Regions from separate parts of the Homo sapiens genome. Here region 1 is linked to region 2. The links are chromatin contacts, found by Hi-C or POLR2A ChIA-PET in ENCODE. All regions are on one chromosome and are shown on one strand. The core of a region is the stretch at or near the end of the contact, and the rest is flanking DNA. Distances in the headings are between cores, read along the strand shown. Region 1 overlaps SFSWAP (splicing factor SWAP). Region 2 has its middle 40 kb from the start of LINC02414.

Evidence for each region. A loop is a pair of places that touch in the nucleus more often than their neighbours do. ChIA-PET counts read pairs that join two places held with the same protein, here RNA polymerase II (POLR2A). Pooled maps may share reads with other maps.
Region 1: a loop to region 2 is called in a map of PC-3, with 5 times the contacts of the local background. The contact joins two enhancer-like sites. A Hi-C loop is called at or near these places in 1 of 168 maps with a recorded cell type or tissue (PC-3) and 2 of 50 pooled maps. POLR2A ChIA-PET finds 5 or more read pairs at or near these places in 2 of 52 experiments (MCF 10A and naive thymus-derived CD4-positive, alpha-beta T cell).

The regions. Positions count from the first base shown.
Region 1 is chr12:131,735,160-131,742,085 of GRCh38, forward strand. All of the region lies in intron 7 of SFSWAP (splicing factor SWAP), which reads left to right. Among named protein-coding and RNA genes, the nearest start is that of SFSWAP, 28 kb to the left of the region's middle. RefSeq lists an enhancer at 1,376-2,575. Within about 2 kb of position 2,217, at least 6 of the 41 ENCODE cell types and tissues checked have a DNase peak (open chromatin) inside an H3K27ac peak, as active enhancers do.
Region 2 is chr12:131,604,963-131,611,599 of GRCh38, forward strand. No RefSeq gene overlaps it. Among named protein-coding and RNA genes, the nearest start is that of LINC02414, 40 kb to the right of the region's middle. RefSeq lists an enhancer at 2,683-2,872. Within about 2 kb of position 4,274, at least 3 of the 41 ENCODE cell types and tissues checked have a DNase peak (open chromatin) inside an H3K27ac peak, as active enhancers do.

The DNA.
Region 1 (6,926 bases), core at 967-3,466, 130 kb after region 2:
AGAAAAGCCCAAAAATCAAGTCCCCACAACCTCCCCCAGCGATGAGAGCCGTCGTAGCCATGGGCTGTGCATCATCCCTACACGCCCGCGCCTGAAGATTTATGCGCGCTTTCTGACGAACAGCCTTTGCAGTTGGGCTTTGTTGTGGCTGGATGACTCTGAGCCCTTTGCTTTGCTTCTCTAGGCCTCAGTTTTCCCATTTGTACCATTAGGGTATTAATTTAAATAACAGAAGCACTCTATCGTATTCTGAATGGGACACCAGTTAATTCTGGAACATTTTGGAGGTTTCCCATTGTTTCCTGTGAACCCCAGAGAGAGTTTGAGAAACAGATGATAAAGGGAAGACAAGATCGTAAAGTGTGATACTGCCATCGAAGGTCTCGAGCCTCATAGTTGGCGCTTTAAGCAAAATAGGCGGTTAAAAACAGGTCTACACATGCTGTGTGTGGACCCAAACCATGAACACATGCTGGGCCCCAGCCCGTCTGTTGCTGTTCCCTTGGTCTTGGCGTCCTGTGGTCCTCACGTGAGCTGCACGCAGCGAGCAGAGCCCTGACTTCCAGTCTGGATTTCTGTAAAGTGATGCCGGGCTTATATTATTTCAAGGACTTCATGGTTACTTCTCCCTCCTGGAGTTGCTCTATGGCTTTTTAAAGCAGCTGACTTTTTATCCATCTTCTCAAAGTATTCAGCTTCATTTTCACAGAAATGATAATTCTCATCTCTCACTCAAATTTTATGTTTGCATAAATTTTCATCAAACACATAATTACAGTAAGTTTAACTGGAAAAAATAAGAGAGACTCTACTGTTAAAAGCAAAAAGGCCCAGGCTTCTGAAGAGACGCGCCTTCTCCCCTGGTGTTTGTCATGGCACCAGCCAACACAGCAAGATGGAGCCACCAGTCCAGCCAGGGAGCTTCTGCAGTGTTTCAAACAAGGCGGCACCAGCACAGAAATCCACAGGCCCTGCAGTGGGAAGGGATGAATGAGTCCCCAAAAACAGATCCAAATAAAAATAAGGACGGAGAAAAGGAAACACCAAGCTAACAGGAAGGGGTGTTCTAAGACACAAAGAGCTATTTGGAAAACATCACATAAGAGCCTCACTTTCACCCAGTATCAGAATCACTTCCAGATGTAAATGCCAGTTGTGGAAATTCTTAGGAAAGTAAGGATGCTTCAGCAGAATGAAGAATCATCTATTTTCAGCCAGCAGTTATATTCAATTAATTTTTTAAAAAATGAGGGGAAAAAAAAAGCCTGTATGTCTAAACAGCTTTTACAATCAAATAGGAAAAAATTCTGATAGTCTAGTAGAAAAAAGATCTGCAGTGCGAATAATTCAGAGGCAAAAATGCCCATACGGTTTTTAAAGACTCACCCTCACTGCCTGCTCACAGGCATCGTGTCCGCCGACCGTAGAACCTGAAATCCGTAGTAAACACCCCTCCAGCGCTTTGGTTCAGCTCAGCTCCAGCGAATGTTAGGATGTGAGGCTTCGTGTTACAGTAGAAAGGAGCGCACTCATAGGCATACAGAACACTGTGCAGGTCTAAGACTTAGGAGAAGACGGAGATTTCTAGGCTGTTGGAATGTTATTTTGTATATGCGAGTTTGGGTAGCTTAATAATAGAGATTAAATAAAAGAAATGCAGACAAAACCTACAATGGAGTGCCATTTTTCAGCTGTCACTCAAGCAGAGAAAAGGTGACAGACGTTTATTGTCGGTGGGGGTGTAGATTTGTGCCAGCGATGTGGTACTTGTGGAGGGCCAGCGGGCAGTCTATCAGTCTAAAACACACGTGCCTCCAACCCAGGATGTCTGCTCTCATTTACTAGTATATGGGTGAACATAGCCACATAGATACTCATCATAGTACAGTTTTAGTAGTAGCAAAAGACTGAGGCGACGCACATCCTCGGTGGAGGACTAATGGAGTCCCTCTGGTGTGCTCTCGCGGTGGGCTGCAGAGCTCTGGGGGTGGGCCAGGGCCCGAGCGCTGCAGGGCCACCCACCGGAATGGCTCTTCCTGAGGGTGGAGGCGAGGTGACTCAAGGGGAGGGCAGCACGAGGCAGTCTGTTCACGTCAGAAGGGGAGGGAAGTGTCTGTAGTGCTTCTGTATCGGCACCTAAAAGGGCAGGTAAGAAGGACCAGTGGCCAGCACAGAGAGGGGAACTGGAAGGACGAGGTCGCAGACAGGAGTGGCTGACTCACCTGCCCGTTTGCGCTGCTTGCATTTTTTCAGCGTGACTCGTCACCCTCTCAAAACATGCAGATTGACGTGGTACTTATTTTGAGACTAAACTGGTATCCTGAGTTAATTCCTTACAACTCTGTATTTTAATAATACGTGCTTTTATCATTTTGTTTCATCAGCTCAGTGTGTTTTTGTTTAGGCGGAAGTGGCCCCCGTAACATCTTTCCCCCGTAGAGACTTGCATACCCAGTACTGCTGTGTCTCGTGGGAGGCTGCTGGGTCACTAAGCTTTTCTGGCTTTCATACGCTGGGTATTTAATAATCACCTTAGGATATACTCAGTCGTTCTTTCTTATTTACTTCCTACTGATGGAGATTTTCCTACATTTTGGCAGCCTGGGAAGAAAAGCATCTATTTTTTTCCTTAAAGTCCAGCAGAATTTTATATATATATAAAATATGTGTATAAAATAATTTTTCTAGAAGCTCATTAAATATAGATGTGTAAAACTAACAATTTATTTCATTTATTAATTTTCCTGACAATGAACTACTTTTCATGCTCTTTATTTTTCATTACTTGTCTTCTGCTATTTAGCTATAAATCCTTATAGAAGAGTATAAATAAATAAAAGTAATTATGCAGGAGGCAGTCATAGTGAAATGCTGCCCACTGTGATAGCCTGTGGGTTTTTTTTAATAAAATGCCAACTCAGTTTTTCTTAATATTCTATAAATATCTGAAGTGAAATTAAACCATTGCGCATGGCTACTATAGATATTTTCTTGCTTCTATCCCTGTTTTTTAAATGTGCCTTTGCTGTTTATGGTATATTTTTCCTGCACATCATGACTTTGAAGTTCTTTACTTACTTTCCAAACCCATTTTTAAAAATGGTTTTATTGTATGTCAAGAGAAGAAGGAAGAAAGCAAAAATGTTACCCAGGATTCCACCATCCAGAAATAGCCATTAGTGAACATCATTAGCAAAGTGGAAAACACTGAGGTCATCGTGCTAAATAAAAAGGAAAGAAAGAAGCTTGTTATCTGTGGAACACAAAGATCATCTTTATGCACGAATATCAATTAAAATGTTGGATGTGTCTCTAGAAATACTTACGTTAAAGTGGAAATAAACTTAATTTTACTTAAACAGAAGAGCCTGCAATCTAAAAATGAAGTAACTGTCGAACTTCGGATGAAAGTTTCTTTTATGCCTAAAGAATTCAGTTCTGAAAAAAGGTTAGGAGAACATTGAGAGGTTGTCATTGTAGATATTTTTTAAAGCTGTGTATTTTTCCTGATTTTTGTTAGAATTATTCAACTTTTTCTTTGCATTTAATATATCTCGAACATCTTTGTATTAACAGTGCATGTGTATCTCTCTCTTCTAGCTGTAGCAACTACCTAGTATCCTGTTGTATAGATTTATTGTGAAACAGCCCTCCATTAATTGATAATTTGATTATTTGTGACTTCCAATTATTTCTACTTTTCCAGTGCTGTAATGAACATTATTCTTTTTTTTTTTTTTTTTTTTTTTTGAGACAGGGTCTCTCGCTCTGTCACCTAGGCTGGAGTCCAGTAGCGTGATCTTGGCTCACTGCAACCTCAAGCTATCCTCCCACCTCAGCCTCCTGACCAGCTGGGACCACAGGCATGTGCCACCACACCTGGCTGACTTTTTAGATAAATTTTTAGAGGGTCTTGCTATGTTGCCCAGGCTGATGTTAAACTCCTGGGCTCAAGTGATCCACCCACCTTGGCCTCCCAAAGTGCTGGGATTACAGGCATGAGCCACTGTGCCCTGCCAATTATTTATTACTTTTAAGCACTAATGTGGTATAATTCTATATGCAAGATAAAAATCTTAGAAAATAAACAGCTAGGTCAAAGAGTATGTGCATTTGTTTAAAGTATTACCAGTGACTGAGCAGTTGCCTTCTGAAACATTGTGTCAATATGCATTGCCACCGCTAGGATATGAGTGCTTCTTAGTTTTGTAACCATTTAAAATGATTTGAATATGCTGATATAGAAATATATTTAAGAGTGAGTAGGACAGTCAATATACTATATTTATGACTTTGGTTCCTTTAAAGTATAGAAATATTATTTTTATATTATGAGAGTTTATAAATAGTATTTGCATTCTATTATTCCCCAGTTGCTTTTTTTTTTTTTTTTTTTTTTTTTTTTGGATGGAGTCTTGCTCTGTCTCCCAGGCTGGAGTGCAGTGGCGCAATCTCGGCTCACTGCAAGCTCTGCCTCCTGGGTTCACGCCATTCTTCTGCCTCAGCCTCCCGAGCAGCTGGGAGTACAGGCGCCCGCCACCATGCCCGATTAATTTTTTGTATTTTTAGTAGACAGGGTTTCACTGTACTAGCCAGGATGGTCTCAATCTCCTGACCTCGTGATTCACCTGCCTTGGCCTCCCAAAGTGCTGGGATTACAGGCATGAGCCACTGCGCCCAGCCCCCAGTTGCTTACTTTTAGTTTTATGGTTGACTGGATTCGTTTTTTCCCTACAGCTTCTCCTTTTGAGTTATTTATTCGATTCATCTTTTCTTGATCATTTGAATTTCATAAACAAGTACGTTTTTACAAGGGCTGTAGTTCATGAATTCTGCCTGTCGAAAAATGCCTGCCTTTGACCTTTATGTGAACAGGACGGCTTGTCTGGGTATAAAACTCTTGGGTAATGCTGTGGGCCTCTCAGATCTCTGGGAACTAGAATCTGACACTGTCCTTTCCACTGCAGGGTGGCCCGGGGTAGCTGGATGGGTCATGACTACCTATTTGGGTTTGTTCATTGGTTGGTTTGCTTTCATTGCTCCTATGCTGCTCTCTGAGTTTTTTCACGCTTGAAAATCTTTCTCAGCTGCCTTTTAACATAAATAGCAATTTGCAGGGAACGATGCACCGAGTCGCTTGCCTAGGATTCAGAAGTGGAATTGAACGTTGCTGTGGAAAGGGCGAGGCCAGCCCTGTCTTCCCTACCTGCCCTGGGAGGTGGATGCTCTTTCTGACCCAACACATCTGAGGAAGTCTTGCTTTACCCTTAACTTTTATTAACTTAATTGCCCATTTTTCATGGACTATATTGTATACCTTTCAGTCAGAGATTCAGTTCTCATTTCTGGGAAGTTCTTTTCTGTTGTGCCTCGAGCACCTTTCCTGTCCCACGCATTGGTGCCTCTGCTTGAAGGACACAGTCTCTTGGTTCGGGTCACCTTTCTTCGAGCCTGTGCTCCCTGTGTTTCTCTTTGGCACTCAGCAGGACTGTGTCCATCTTCCCTGTCAGCGACTTTTTTCAGCCATGTCTATTTATTCCTTGTAGTTTAAATTCCATTGGTTTTGCAGTGGTATTGTTTGGATCCTTGGCTGGTTTTCTAAGCTTTACAGCAGGGCCCCACAGCCTTTCTATATAAAGGTGCATGTCTTCAGCCCTGCAGCTGCCCAGCCTCTATGCAGCCCCTGCTCTGTCCCTGGGGTGTGGAGGCAGCTGCAGATGGTTGTAGACCCATGAGTGTGGCAGGGCTTCACTAAAGCTTAATTGATGGATACGAGGCTTTTCATTTCTTTTTTTTTCTTTTTTTTCTTTTTTTTTTTTTTTTTTTTTTTTGAGATAGAGTCTCACTCTGTTGCCTAAGCTGGAGTGCAGTGGCACGATCTCAGCTTACTGCAACCTCCACCTCCTGGGTTCAAGCAATTCTCTGCCTCAGCCTCTCGAGTAGCTGGGATTACAGGCGTCCGACACCACGCTTGGCTAATTTTTGTATTTTTAGTAGAGACAGGGTTTCACCATCTTGGCCAGGCTGGGAACTCCTGACCTCGTGATCCACCTGCCTCGGCCCCTCAAAGTGCTGGGATTACAGGCGCAAGCCACCGTGCCCAGCCTAGGGTTTTAATTTCATACAATTTTGATGTCATAAAATATTATTTTGTTTGTTTGTATTTTTTCAACCATTTAAAAATGTAAAAACCAGGCCAGCCATGGTGGCTCACACCTGTAGTCCCAGCACTTTGGGAGGCCAAGGTGGGTGGATCTCTTGAGCTCAGGAGGTCAAGACCAGGCTGGGCAACATAGTGAGACTGTCTCTACAAAAAAAATTAAGAAAATTAAGTGACCATAATGGCGCACACCTGTGGTCCCAGCTGCTGGGGAGAGTGAGGTGTGGGGGTTGGCAGAGGGGAGGGCATCGAGGAGTTCCATGCTGCAGGGAGCAATGGTTGTGCCACTGTACTCCAGCCTGGGCAACACAGCGAGACTCTGTCCAAAAAAAAAAAAAAAACAGTAAACACCATTCTGCTGATGGCTGTACAAGAACAGGGAGAGCGCCTGCTGGACCCTGCCTCACAGCCTCCCCCTCTGTTGCATTTGGTTATGTTACCTTATTTTTGTGCTTTGTTGAATTCCTGTCTTCCCAGATTCATCTGTGGCTCAGAGAGCTCAAAGGTTCCTCGGGTCACATGCTCCTGTAGCCTGAGATGCCATTCACATGCCATGCTACTTCCCTCCGCTGCTTTTCCTGGGGGCGTGTGCAGGGTCTCATGCCGTCTGGTGCTCCTTCTTCCCTGGTGTGCAAGCCTGTGTGTTCTTGGTGTGGGTGGATTCTCCTTGATGCTCTCTCACCTTCTCTTAGCACCTTTTTCTTCCCTTCCAACAGCCTTCTTGGGAAGACCTATCCTCTGCTGTCTTTTGTGAGATTCTAAAAAT
Region 2 (6,637 bases), core at 3,024-5,523:
GCTCAAGAGAAAACATTGCTGTCGGTGGGCACTGAGAACCATTTGCTGACCCACCGGGAACCGGGACCTGTCACTCACAGCCACCCCACCGGGAACCGGGACCTGTCACTCACAGCCCTTCTGTTACTGGAAAGGGGTCCTGATCCAGACCCCAAGAGGGTTATTGGATCTCATGCAAGAAAGAATTCAAGGTGAATCCATCAGGTGAAAGGAAGTTTATTAATAAAGTGAAGGAATAAAAGAATGGCTCCTCCACAGGCAGAGTGGTAGTGGGGCTGCTCCACGAATGATAGTTTTTTCCTGACTATATGCTAAACAAGGGTGGATTATGGTCTAGAAGCCAGGAGAAGCCCTCGGTTCTGGAAACTGCCCACCCCTTTCCCAGAAGACTCATGATTATTTATGGCATTTGTAAACCGTCATGGCGCTGATGAGCAGTAAGGATGACCCCAGAGGTCACTCATTGCCATCTTGGTTTTGGAGGGATTTGGCCGGCATCTTTACTGCAATCGGTTTCATCAGCTGGGTTTGTGACCTGTGTCTTGTGCCGACCTTCTGTCTCATCCTGTGACTTAGAATGCCTAACCTGCTGGGAATGCAGCCCAGTAGGTCTCAGCCTGATCTTACTCAGCCCCTGTTCAAGATGGAGTCATTCTGGTTCAAATGCCTCTGACACTTCCCTCACCTTTAACCCTGGAGAGGGTGATTCCCTCCTGACCCCACAGAGCCCAAGCTGAGTTCTACTTTGTTATTTTCAGAAGAGCAAACCTCAGAAACAAGAAAGCCCCTGCACCATCGACAATAATGTTTAAAAACCTCAACCCCAAGCAACTTCTTTTCATCCCCTTCTTTTCCCAGCAAGACTTTTTTAAGGTTCAAAAACAAGCGCAAAACAGCAGCAACAAAAAATCATCAAAATCCCCAGGGTTTTGGTTTTGTTTTGTTTTTCATTATTCTCCTGGAGCTTTCCCATATCTAATATTTTCCAACCTTTTCCTTAAGGACATTCCCCCAGGTTTCAGGACAGAAGCATCTCAACAGGTGTGGGAGGTCTTTTCTGCTAGAGAGTGTAATTTTGGAACTGTACTCACATTTCTTTCCAATCTGGGCCAAGGTCTAATTCAGACGCATAACTGAAAATCTGGGTCCACTAACAGTGCCTGTGATTGTCCAACGGGTTGTTCCTGCCCACTGCACAAATAAAGACCACGGCACTGCAGTCAAGAAAGAGTTTAATTGCCATGAGGCCGGCCACGCCATGTGGGAGATGGAGTTATTACTCAAATCGACCTCCCCAAAAATTCATAGATTGGGGTTTTTAAGGATAATTTGGTGGGTAGAGGGTTGGCAAGTGGGGACTGCTGACTGGTAGGGTCAGAGATGAAATCATAGAAAGTCAAAGCTGTCATCTTGCACTGAGTCAGTTCCTGGGTAGGGGCCACAAGACCAAATGAGCCAGTTTATTTTTCTGGGTGGAGTCAGCTGGTGCATCAGAATGCAAGGTCTGCAAAATATCTGAAGCCCTGATCTCAGGTTTTACGACAGTGACTCTGTACCGTAATTTCTAATCTTCTAATTCGTAAGTCAAGTCCCTAGGCAAGGAGGGGTTTTGTTTTGGGAAAGAGCTGTTATCATCTTTGTTTCAAAGTTAAACTAAGTTCCTTCCAAAGTAAGCTCAGCCTACGCCCAGGAATGAACAAGGACAGCTTGGAGGTGAGAAGCAAGATGGAGTCGGTTAGGTCAGATCTGTTTCACCGCCATAATTTCCTCAGTTCTAATTTTTGCAGAGGCGGTTTCATGCCCAGACAGAGAAACGTCTGACATCGTTGTGCAACCCTAGAATACTGTTGTGAAACTGTTCTTGTGCCCCATTTACCAACTGCACAAATTCACCAACTTTTTCAGACAATAGTCGTCTCTCAGTATCCTCGGGAGGTTGGTTCTGAGGCTCCCATGGATACCAAAATCTGAAGATGCTCAAGTCCCTTATATAAAATGGTGTGTTATTTGCATATAACCTAGGCACATCCTCCTGTATACATTAAATTGTCTCTGCATTCCTTATAATACTCAAGATAACACAAATACCGTGCCAATAGTTGTTATCACTGCTTTTTTATTTACTTTTGATTGTTGTATTGTTATTTTTATTGGGTTTTGTTTGTTTTTTGTTTTTTGAGACAGAGTCTCACTCTGTTGCCCAGGCTGGAGTGCAGTGGTGCGATCTTGGCTCACTGCAACCTCCACCTCCCAGGTTCTCCTGCCTCAGCCTCCCGAGTAGCTGGAATTACAGAGGCCCAAGACCACGTCCAGCTAATTTTTGGATTTTTAGTAGAGATGAGGTCTCACCATGTTGGCCAGGCTGGTCTTGAACTGCTGACCTCAAGTGATCTGCCCACCTCGGCCTCCCAAAGTACTGGAATTACAGGCGTGAGCCACCATGCCCGGCCCCAGGTTATTTTTTAATATTTTTGATCTGAGGTCCAAGGACATGGGGCCTATGGATATGGAGGGCCACGTCCATCTGTTTCCCCTCTCAGATTCTTCCCAGTCACCCTCTCAAACTTGCCAGTTGGTATTCTATTCCGGTTTAACTCTGGCATTAACTCATCTCAACCTAATCTCAGTGGAATCATAGAGGTAGATTTTGGATCCGACATTACCTGGGGGATTCTGTGGGAGTTAGGAGGAAGAGAAGTGAGTGTTTGTACAATCCACTGACAGCTATTCCTGTACTGCCTGTGTCTTCATTGTTTTGAATTTCTGTTTCATTTTCTATTTTTAAGCCTGTCTTGAGTCAGTTGAAATCAGATTAGCTGTCCTCTGAAGTTCCTTCCAGTTCTGAGAATCTGTGATTTCATTTAATATTAAACAGACTTGTGAGCAAACATGAAGGATGCGGAGGTATTTTATGAACTATAAACATACCAACACCAGTATGAGATTACTAATTCAACCTTTGTGTGTCTTGTGTATTCACACGGAGTACAGGTGCCTCAGGGAAGGGACCCAATGGTGTTGGGTCACCGGTTTCAGTGCATGCTCAGTATGACAGCCATAAGATCTCACTTTGCATGCAGTGGCTGGTCGGGTGCGGTCATCCGTGGTCACACTGCACCAGGGATGCCTTCAGGAAGGCTGTTCAGACCTTACAGAGGCATCTTCCCCTACACACAGAATTCCTTTTCTTTCTCACACACATGGTCCTTCAAGTTGTTTTCCAGACTTTTTTGTGTATAGGCCACGGATTCCAGCAGTGGTGGAGGGTGAGTCACTGTCACCGGTGGTAATTTATCATAGTTACCATGTTGGGAGGTTAGGAGGGGCTGGTTGTCATTCATCCATCCTCAGATTGTTTTTGTGATTTCTCTCAACATCAGTAGGTTGGGGTTTTTTTGATGAATTGTGTTTGTTTGTTTGTTTTTCTACCTTCCAAAAGTCTTTGTGGGATACTTCATTTTGGCTCTTTCATGTGTCTGGATGGTCTGACATTTTTGTTTTATTACAAAATTGAGCGGTAGAAACTGTAAATGAAGAATTTCACTCTTAGAAATGTCCAGCAAAGATCATTTAAATAGGTGAATAAAGAATTGAAGGTCCTCAGTTAGTAACATTACAGTCCTAGCATAAATTCTTCCTTAATTTTCATCTATGATGGGTTAGCTCTGATTAAAAATACCACTGGGGCTTGCGATTTTTACTTCTCTTCAGTTGCATTCGATATCAATTTTGTTTTAATTGTTTTATTTACATTTCATAGGAAATCAATGCAATGGACAAATGAGAGAGAAGCAAAAACACATTAATGGCATTTGTTTTTGCCATGTGACCATTTGAAGCAATTCTGGGAATAAACAGTTTAAAATCTGTTACTGTTTAGAATTAAATACTTTATATTTGGCATGTACTGCCTTCGTCTGATTTCTGCGTTGTTTCCATGGAAACGCGCATAATTTATGTGAAAGCGCCACACCATGTGTGATCACTTATGTTTAAGCCCAGTTTGGGATATTGTCTCTCGTATCCCCACACCTCCTCACCACTATTTTGTCTTTGATATGGAGCAGGTGTTGGCGAATGCAGCAACATCACTAAGGCAAGTTCCACCATAGACAACGCAGATATTTTGCTTGGAGAGTTTCTGCTTTTAAAATCTTTGGGGGAGCCAAGCCAACACCCCATGTTCACTCTGACACGTGGCTTCTGTGGTTCTGCGGGAACAGAAACACGCAGTTCCAGGACGGGCCTCCAGGGGGAGGTTGGGGCCGCCCTTCCTGCTCAGCCTGCAACCGACTCCTCCCGCCAGACAGGCTGTGGTCAGAGACACAACAGGAAAATCAAATTTGTTGATTTTCCAAACAAAAAGAAGTTGGTTTGTTTTTTGTATTTTACAGGTTTTTTTTCTACTTCGATAGCATTTTGGTGGTTTTTGTTACATGCATGAATTGTGTGGTGGTGAATTCTGAGATTCTAGTGCCCCCGTCACCCAAGGGGTGTCCATTGTCCTAGCGTGTAGGTCTTTTTATCCCTAGCCCCATCCCGCCCTCCTCCTTCTGAGCCTCTAGAGCCCATTACATCACTCCGTACGCCTTCGCGTAGTCAGCCTAGCTCCCTCTGACAAGTGAGAACATGTGGTTTTGGTTTTCCACGCCTGTGTTCCTTCACTTAGAATAATGCCCCCAGCTCCGTCCGAGTTGCTGCCCATCGGCTACTGAATGGATAAAGAAAACGTGGTGTCTATACACCAAGGGGTACTACTCAGCCATTAACATGAATGCAATACTGTCTGTTCCAGCAGCTTTTTGAGGAAGGCTAGCGCACCTAGCTAATCCATCTGAAGCCTAATGCTGTGCTCTGTTGTCTCAAAAATCAGTACTTGGAGGCAGGAATGTGGCTGCCTGCAGCAAACCATGAGAGACTCTGGGGACCTCGCTGTGGGGTTTTGGTGGGAAGGCGGCCCCAAGCCATCCCTGGCTCCTTGGCAGCAATGCAGGGCATCCCAGGGAAGCGGCTGGTGACGCTGGCACCTTTGATCATGAGAGAAGGGCGGTGGGGCCATCATGGAAAGCTTTAGAGAACTCAGCTACAAAACAGGAGATGTGGGCCTTGTGTTCCCATAGCCTTAAGAGCGGCATGAAAGAAACAGCCGTGGCTTCACCTGCCCAACGGGTAGGGAACAAGGCATGAAAAGACAACATTGTAGCCCTGTTGGTGGAGGCCCTCTCTGTCTTCGTCCACGAATGTGAAGCTTCTGATGGTCAACCTCAGAAATTAATCAAGAGCCTGCAGAGCTGCAGTGGGACAGGAGTGTCCCCCGTTTTATAGCCCATGGCAACACTGGGTCCGTTGGAGCAGGTTCGTCTGAAGGAGCTGGAGAGTGGCTGCCCGCAGTGGTCCCAGATCCCACCTGTCTATGAGGAGGCCACACCCTCCAGGGCACAGTTGACTGGACCTTTGATGACCTCTGACACAAGCAGGCCTCTCCCTGGCCACCTGGCCTGGGCGCCAAGAGTCTTGTTTCGGGTTGAGCCTGCCTCGTAAGCAAGATATGAGGAATCTCGGGGCTGTGTGCTGGGTGGGGAGCACCTTCTGCCTCATGGACAGAGGGGCAGAGAAGTCAGACCAGCAGAGGAAAGATGACAAAGCCACCTGCAAGGGAGAGCGGGGGCAGCCGGCCTCCTCTTCCTGGCACCCTCTCTTTTCTTGCCTTTTCTGTCATTAAACTTTCCTGGTTTTCCTCCCATTTCTCTGGACACCCCTTGGGCCCGCTTGCCAGCTCCTCTGCCTTCTTGTTTAAACAGCATCCCTTCCCACACCGTAGCCTGCTGGATAGAGTCCTGGGTCCCTAAGATGGGACAGGATGGTGACACCTGGCAGGAAGCGGGCAATGTCCCTACACACAGTTCCAGCTCCAGAGTGGAGGCTCAGGGATTTTGCCCAGGGGAGGGTAAAAGTGAGGGCTCCAGGTCTCTTCCCAAGGAAACTAACTTCATCTGCAGCACAGTATGGGGAAGTTGAAGCCCAAGGATGCTCTCAAGAACAGCGGAGGTGTGGCGGAAGGCGCCAGTGGACAGCAGATTCCTGGAGATGTGGGCCGCACTGCAGGCTGGCTAGTTTGCAGGGTCGGGCTGTGGGCTGTTTCTTGGAACAGGAGCGGCATGTGGGCAGGGCAGAGCCTCCAAGGCACCTGCTACAGCAGCAGCAGCCTTCACAGGGCAGGCTGGAGTGCCTGTGGAATGAGGGCATGGTGCCTGCGGCTCGGGTGTGCACAGTGGAGATGGGAGGGAGATAGTGTCTGGGCCAGGAAGACGGAGACGAAGCCGTCTCCTCTATTTCACTCATTAAAAATAACTCTGGGTCTCAGTTCCTCTGCAGCCAACCAGTCTTGGTGCCTTGGGTAGTTGGGTGTTTGGGGTCTAAATGAGCCTCTGCTTTCTGCAGACCTAGCCCTGGGGCTCAGCAGAGCGGAGGCCCCACAGTTCATGCTGACTGTGCCTCACGTGGGCTGGGGCAGAGAGAAGCCAACCAGAGACCCTTCAGCCACACGGGGTGTGTGGGGTTCCATCCAGCCTGCACCCAGCTGCCCGGACACGGCTCTGACGTGGGCTGAGTCCACACGTGGTGTGTGGGGTTCCAT